2 separate regions of the Homo sapiens genome follow, and region 2 is linked to region 1. A link is a contact called in ENCODE Hi-C or POLR2A ChIA-PET data. All regions are on one chromosome and are shown on one strand. Each heading gives the region's core, a stretch centred on a gene start or an enhancer-like site at or near the end of the contact. The rest is flanking DNA. Distances are from core to core; before and after follow the strand shown. Region 1 has its middle 19 kb from the start of KLF6. Region 2 holds the start of IL2RA (interleukin 2 receptor subunit alpha).

The links. Hi-C counts contacts between places; a loop is a spot of excess contacts on that map. ChIA-PET counts read pairs that join two places held with the same protein, here RNA polymerase II (POLR2A). Pooled maps may share reads with other maps.
Region 2: a pooled map shows a loop between it and region 1 (5-fold over the local background). The contact joins the promoter of IL2RA here to the enhancer-like site in region 1. A Hi-C loop is called at or near these places in 1 of 37 single-sample maps with no recorded cell type and 8 of 50 pooled maps. POLR2A ChIA-PET finds 5 or more read pairs at or near these places in 1 of 52 experiments (activated CD4-positive, alpha-beta T cell).

What each region holds. Positions count from the first base shown.
Region 1 is chr10:3,801,917-3,806,005 of GRCh38, forward strand. No RefSeq gene overlaps it. Among named protein-coding and RNA genes, the nearest start is that of KLF6, 19 kb to the left of the region's middle. RefSeq lists enhancers at 1,505-1,816, 1,913-2,224, 3,753-4,089 and cis regulatory regions at 1,584-1,751, 4,003-4,089. Within about 2 kb of position 1,660, at least 10 of the 41 ENCODE cell types and tissues checked have a DNase peak (open chromatin) inside an H3K27ac peak, as active enhancers do.
Region 2 is chr10:6,060,138-6,064,226 of GRCh38, forward strand. It overlaps IL2RA (interleukin 2 receptor subunit alpha), which reads right to left and starts at 2,230. Exons shown (of 8, transcript NM_000417.3): 1 at 1,951-2,230. The coding sequence starts at 2,014. RefSeq lists an enhancer at 1,941-1,990 and a cis regulatory region at 1,983-2,613.

The sequences.
Region 1 (4,089 bases), core at 410-2,909:
TGCCGACCTGGCAGGATTGGTTTAGGATTAAGGGAAATGATGCACGCTCAGCACATCATAGAAGCTCTAGTAAATGTAAATGCTCTTTTCTGTTGTTTTTTCACATCATGGTGACAAATGGCTCCTCTGGAAGGTCCTGCAGATGTGAAACTGGGTGGTGGTGTCACCTGCTGACAGCGGTGGGTTTTTCTTCCCTTGGGTGCCATGAGGGTGAAGAGCTGGGGCGAATACTTGGAGGACGGGCACTTGGTTTGGTTCTGTTTTCTACATGTCCATCTCTACTGGGTTATCCATCCACCGGGTCACATATTGTCCTTGAGTTGCCCACAAGTCCTGGGGATCTACCAAAATGTCCCTCTCAACAGCGGTGACTTCCTGGTCTTGGGTGGGGGACAGTGAGCTGGATTGTGTCCCCGAAGTTCCGCTCAACCCCTCCTTTTGACTCGGCACTTGTTCTTCCCACCTGGTCTCAAACATAGACTATCTTCACAGACTTCTCGGCTTGGTTCCCCCTCCCCTAGAAAACGTCTTGGTTGGGAGTGGAGACACATACTCACACAGACCCACAACAGACACAACACACACAAACACACAGAGACACACACAGACACATACACACCCTGACACACACAGAGGCACACATATACATGTTCACACACATACACAGACACACACAAACTTAGAGACACACAGACACATACACACACTAACACATACACAGAGAGGCACACATACACACGTTCATACACATACATAGGCACGACACACACAACAGACACAACACACACATCATACACAGACTTACACAGAGACACACAGACACATACACACACTGACACATACACACGGGCACACACATATATATTCACACACATACACAGACACAACACACACAAAAGACACAACACACACAAACTTACCCACACAGAGACACACAGACACATACACACACTAACACATACACACAGAGGCACACATACACATGTTCGCACATATACATAGACACACACAGACACACACATTCACACACAGAGACACACACAAACACTAATATATACAGACACACAGAGACACACACACACAGACACAAACACACACAGACACAGACACACAGGCACAAACACAAGCACACTCGTTCATACCCAAGAGGGTCTCGTGGCTACTGTGGCCACTAGTTCATGAGATGCTGGAGTTTGTCAGCTGGCTGAAGGCAAATTATACCCTGCATGAGTTATCAGGTTGATAATTGCCATTACTTTTAACGCAAAAACCTCAAATACTTTTGCGCCAACCTAAAAGCTTTAGATTTATTTTCAAATAAAGTATTGTTGTGATTAACAGATTAATAAAAACATGCCAGGTCTTAGTTTTAATGATTAACTTTGGGGACTGAGTAGACAGTAAACATTTGGCTAGAATTTCCTGTCCTCAGATACCGTGCGATTGAAAGAAAATCCGCTTGGTGATGTGCTATTTATAACACTATTTTAAAAGGTTATCTTGTTCAAATGCAGCATGTGCTTAGGAGTTAAATCCCAGAACTGCCTGACCAAGAAAAAAAAAAAAGGTGCTTTAAAGTAGCATGTTGTCATAGTAGTGTGAAAATGTGAAGGTGCGACTGGCCGTATGTGAAATGAACGCATTCCCACAGTGACTCCAGCCTCTGGTGAGAAATCCCGAGTCACTCTCATGAGTCGAGAAGCCCTCACCAGATGGCAGGGCAGAGAGTTGCTTCCTCAGTGCTTTCAGGTAAAATCTTACATGACAGAGCACAAGAAAACACGTTACTCTAAAAAGCAAATTGACGGAATCTGTCATTAAAAAAAAACTAAAATTATACAAGACTCTTCATGTCTCAAGGAAAATAATGGAGAAGAAATGTCAGGCGCTGTGGTTTTTCTGAATAGATTTGAGCACATATGCACCACAAGCCATTTTTTAGGAAAGTCAACTTTTCACACATTTACAGAAATAATTTGCTTCAGATCTGCAAAGAAGGCTTGAAGCCACATGTGTTTTCTAAACTGCCAATCCACGATAATGTCTGGAGTATCTTTTTTTTTTTTTTAAATACCTAAATTAGATCTATGCAGAGTGTGGAAACAGCAGATAACTAGCAATACAGAGTTAGTAGAGGAAAAAAAAGGAACTTTCTTGAAGCGTCTCCCCTCCCCCAGACAAAGTAAAATGACTGTATTGTGCTGTTATCGACAGAGTTGCACGCAGCAAATGCTCGAATCATTTCAGAGATAATGAGACATTATGTTTCTTAGTTCACTATTTAAAAATATAAAACCAACAATTACAGATGGAAACTATTCATTCTGAGATTTATGGAGGGAAAAGCAGAAAAACAAAAAAAAAGTCCATGTCTTTCTAATGGCTGCGTATACTGCAGATAATTGAGCCACAGAAAGGGAGTTGTGTTTACAGAGAGAAGCCAGCGGGCAAGGAAGATGTGCTGTGGGTTTGGGCCTGGTTCTGACACAGTCTCAGCCTCAGGGAGGCCTCTGTGGCTTCTGTGCGTAGAGGCCACAGCCATCACCTCCCTGGGTCTCTGATCTTTCGTGGTCTTGCAATAGTTTCCAGCAGTGGGAGACCCCGTTACAAAATAAACGGTACCTCAGGCAGAGACTGATCTCACTAGGGAAGCCCATGATTGCAAGAAATGTCACACGTCTAACTACGGAGACAGGAAAGCCTTGCTATTTGAATCATTGAAGTCTGGGTGGGTGTACTAGTGAATATCTCATCATAGAATTTAAATGATCTTTCTCTATGTATTTTCAGCACTGTTCAGCAGCACAGGCATTGTTCTGGAGTAGCCCGTGAACTGTAAACAGATTCTCAGTATGCAGCAGGCAAATCGCCTTGGGTGGATACCTGAAACTTTAAGTGTTTTAAGCACTTGTCCTGAGATACATTTTTTAGATTATCAATTTGCACTGTGTAGATGTCAAAGCTTAATAGACAAAGACAAACTTCAGCCCAGCCCTGGTCATAATGAACAAAATTTCTGAAGTTAATAAAATCCTTAAAAAGTACATTATAATGTGTTTAAAAAAATCCATTTTTAGTTAATAGCAGTAATGCTACTATTCAGTGTTATAAACGGTTTTACAACCAGATTCAAACACTAGAATCTATGCCCTTCAAAAACATTAAACATGTATTTACTTTCATTGAAAAATACTCATTTGATTTTATTATATTTGTGAAAACATATTTTGCAGTATTTAAATATTGGCGTATTAACTGATAAATTATCTCCTGGTTCCTAGAAAACGTTCATTAAGATCTCAAAGGCTTTATCTGTATTTTACATGTTTCTCTGAAGAAAATGTATTATTTAGAAAACAAACAGTGTTGCCATGTGATAGGTTTTTTTTCAAATGAGACAACACAACGGAATAAAATATATGATCTGTAGCTGCTGAGGCTGAGTCAGTTCCTGTTTCAATAACAAGAGTGTCATCTGCTAAACTCTAACCAGCACAATTTGTCACCGTGGATGTGGCTTTATTTGTACATGTTGCCAGAAAGTTCTTAGGGAAAATTCACTCATAGTTTTCATACCAAAAAAGAAACTTTTGGTGAGCAGTTCTGGCTCCGGCTGTGGCCTTGTTTATTATTTATGCTGTAACCAATGCTTCCCTAATGGAAGGGTAATGCTTGCCTAGCTACATAAAATAATGCCTCAGTTTTCTCTGGGGAATTAATAATTTGCTCATGTCACCCCAAAGCTCTCACACGCTTGTGCGGTAGTTTTCCAAACAGTGAGCAGTGCGCCCCAATGGCATGGCAGAGAGAATTCCCAAGCTGAGAATCAGAAGACCTGCAGTTTTGTCTGGCTTTGCTAAGTGACTTTTGGATCTTGGACTTCTGTTTTCACATCTACAGAATTATGCCATTGAATAACATGTTCTCTATGCTTTCTTCTAGCGAAAAACTCTCTTAATTCTTTTTCTAGAATCATGAAATTGAGTTGGCAGTCTTTGCTTGGTCAGAGCCTGATGTTTCCTGAATTTAGAACTTGGTTCCCCCGAGACCCTCTGGACTAATTTAAAATGATTCATCCGCGTGAGTCAT
Region 2 (4,089 bases), core at 980-3,479, 2.3 Mb after region 1:
TTCCTGTTCTTGGCTTAGACTGAGTTAGCAAAGACCCTGTGGATGTAGAAATCACATTGAAAAACCTTCCTAAAAGTATGCCCTCTTTATAAGAACGGCACGATGGACTCTGAGGACTCAGGGGAAAGGGTGCGAGGTGGGTGAGGGAAAAGAGACTACGCACTGGGTACAGCATACATGCTCAGGTGATGGGTGCACCAAAATCTTACAACGCATTGGGTACAGCATACATGCTCAGGTGATGGGTGCACCAAAATCTTACAAATCACCACTAAAGAACTTATTCATGTAACCAAACACCACCTGTCCTCCAAAACCTATTAAAATAAAACACATAGGTCAGGCGCGATGGCTCACACCTGTAATCCCAGCACTTTGGGAGGCCATGGCTGGTGGACCACAAGGTCAGGAGTTTGAGACCAGCCTGACCAATATGGTGAAACCCCATCTCTACTAAAAATACAAAAATTAGCTGGTCGTGGTGGTGCACGCACCTGTAAACCTAGCTACTCAGGAGTCTGAGGCACGAGAATTACTTGAGCCCATGAGGTGGAGGTTGCAGTGGACTGAGATCACGCCACTGCACTCCAGCCTGGGCAACAGAGTGAGACTCTGTCTCAAAAAGTAAAAAAAAAATAAATAAAAATGTAATAAGTAAATAAAATGCCCTCTTTAAAGACACTCCTACATCTGGGCCAGTACACAGCCCAGCATGACTGGGCACTTCCCCTAAACAAGCAAGCAGACTCCTGAAATGCATCATTATGTTTCATTTCTTAATAAATTCTTTCTACAGCCAGTTAGCATTCTACTTGTTGCCATTATAGACTTTCAAAAAACACTATAAACTTTCTTATCTGTCTTCCTGAGTAAGCAAAGGGAAGACATTATTAGAAAATTCACACTCAATTAGGAAGAGTGGTTTGAGGTAGAAGTTGGTGGTTTTTTATTTCTTTAAAAAAAAATATTGGCCAGGCACGGTGGTTCATGCCTGTAGTACCAGCAGTATGGGAGGCCAGGGTGAGTGGATCACTTGAGCCCAGGAGTTCAAGACCAGCTTGGGCAACATGGCAAAAACCCCATCTCTACAAAAAAATAAATTAACCAGGTGTGGTGGCGTATGCCTGTAGTCCCAGCTACTCAGGAGGCTGAGGTGGGAGGATCGCTAAGCCTGGGAGGCGAAGGTTGCAGTAAGCCAATATCGCGCCACTGCACTCCAGTCTGGCTGACAGAGACAGTGTCAAAAAAAAAAAATCTTCGAGAAAATCCATTTGAAACAAGGAATGAAATTTAAAATTTGCATATATAAACACGTATACATATACATATCATGTATATACATAGGATTATGAGAAGTAGTAATGTTCTAAAAGTGAGTATGCATATTTTTAAAAATTTCTGTAAAGTTGCACTTGTAAGGAAATTCCTAGGTGTTATTTCCTAAGACGTAAAAGCAGTGTATACATCCTTGAAGCTAAACTTTTCTGAGATCTTAAATTCTCCCAGTGTTTGATATATGAGTACTCATGTCTCCAGCAAATTAACCTGAACTTAAAGAGCTTCCTGATAGCTTCTTAGTTGGGGGGTGGGAGTGCAGAGAATAAAAGGAAATTCATTGAAGAATAAAAGATAATTTCTTGAGAAACCTGCTCATCGGGACCCTGTTAACATCCAAATATCCCAAATATCATGCCACACTATTCTTCCCAGAATTAATTGTCAAGGACTGAGAAGGACAGGAGAACCTAATGCTATTTCAGGCTCTCTTGACAGACCAAGGAACAGTGAGGCATAAACTGGGGTCCCCGTGGGTCACAGGCAAGAGGTGGAACCCAAGATTCAACTCCCTTCTTGGAACCATCTACCTGGGGACTCCCTCTGGTTCTGTGGCTGGGAAGAGGGATGCCCATCAGCCTTCCCGGAATTCCGGGGGCACCCACAGGCCCTTACCTGCCTGGCAGCCAGGCACCATGATGAACGTGAGCAGTCCCCACATCAGCAGGTATGAATCCATCTTCCTGACCCTTGGGACCAGCCGGGGCAGTGAAGCGGAGGTCTTTCTCTGCAGAAGGCCCAGTTGCCGTCAGCCTCTTTTTGGCATCGCGCCGGAGGATGTGGGATGGGAAGATCGGTCCGCCTGGGCTGTCACCCTTGTGGGTCCATCCAGTCTCTATCGGAGTCAGGAGTTGCTCTCTTTAAGTATTGGGCTGGCGTGTTCAGCCAGGAAACTGCCTAGCACTCTCTTCTCTCATCTCAAATATAGGAAGTGTTTTTTTTTTTTTTTTTTTTTGATGACAATATAGTTTGCGGTAATTTTTCAAACCAGGTTTTTTTTTTCAAGTTCAATTGCTGGAGGTGTGGGCTGGGGTTGATGAGAAGGATTGAACTTCATTTATGAATCCTTTCTTCAGCTACGCCCATAAAAGGAGAGGGAGATTCCCCTGCCGTTGAAGGTAGGGTGAGCAAGCACTTCTTGGCAGTGGTCTCACCCAGCACTTCATAAGCTGAGTCCTCCCCTCAGGGCTGTAACGTCCTCAGGAGTCAGCCGGGACCACCTGGGATGAAGGAGCAAAGTCCTGACAAGATTCTGGTCAGGCAGCCTCCAATATTCAAATAATGGAGAAGGATGCGGCGAACTGAAGGATCCTGAGAATTCATAAATAATTCCCCAAGGCTTATAACCTGTACTAGCCATCATCATTTCACCACAGTGCCCTGGGCTCCTGAAAGTGCATTGTCATTTTATAAGGTGTTTTGCTTCCAGATTTCTTTCTCTTAAAGGATCATGCAAAAAGTGGGCTTTGGTTTTAAACTTTGGATTATTTTGTAAAATTCAGTCTTGCTTATTTATTGATCAGAGCTCTCTTCTGATTATTATGAAATGGTTGAGTGTGTTTTGCTCCCTGGAAATTTGTCTAAGACTTAAAGCCATTGCATAGTTAGAGCAAAACACAATTTTTTAAATACTAGAAAGCAAGCAAAGATATTAACAAAAAGAAAACCCTCCGGGCAAGCCAAGGAATTCAGGGTTCCAAAACACATCACGTTGACTGGGCCTGGTGGCTCATGCCTGTAATCCGAGCACTTTGGTAGACCAAGGTGGGTGGATCACCTGAGGTCAGGAGTTTGAGACCAGCCTGGATGACATGGTGAAACCACCGTCTCTACTAAAAAAAAAAAAAAAAAAAAAAAAAAAAAAAAATTAGCCAGGCGCAGTGGCACACGCCTGTAATTCCAGCACTTTGGGAGGCTGAGGCAGGCAGATCACCTGAGGTCGGGAGTTTGAGACCAGTCTGGCCAACATGGTAAAACCCCATTTCTACTAAAAATACAAAAATTAGCCAGGCGTAGTGGCGGGCGCCTGTAATCCCAGTTACTCAGGAGGCTGAGACAAGAGAATAGCTGGAACCGAGGAGGTGCAGGCTGCAGTGAGCTGAGATTGCGCCACTGCACTCCAGCCTGGGCGACAGAGTGAGACTTCCATCTCAAAAAACTTGTCAAAATATGACAAGATTCTCTTAAATTCCACAGCAGGTATAACTTCCTCTCTAGGAACGTTTCTCACTCTGCGGGCAAGTGCTCCAGTAGAAACTCCTAGTACTCCCACCAAAGTCACGCTCCTTTCTTCTTGGGCATGGGAGTAGAATGCACTTGCTGCCTCTCCTGGAAAATAGCTTATGCTTTAAGTAGTTAATGTGGATTGTCATTATAAAATATTTAAATTTATGTTAATGTCTTTTTTTTTTTTTTTTTGGAGCGCAATGGCACAATCTTGGCTCACTGCAACCTCTGCCTCCCAGGTTCAAGTGATTCTCCTGCGTCAGCCTCCTGAGTAGCTAGGATTACAGGCACGCGTCACCACATCCAGCTAGTTTTTGTATTTTTAGTAGAGACGGAGTTTCACCATGTTGGTCAGGCTGGTCTCGAACTCCTGACCTTAGGCGATTCACCCACCTCGGCCTCCCAAAGTGCTGGGATTACAGGTGTGAGCCACCACGCCTGGCAATTACAAGATTTTTTTAAAGCCATATCACAAAGCCCCCACAATTTTTCTGGTAAATAAGAGGCCCAACTCTTGGTTCTGAGATG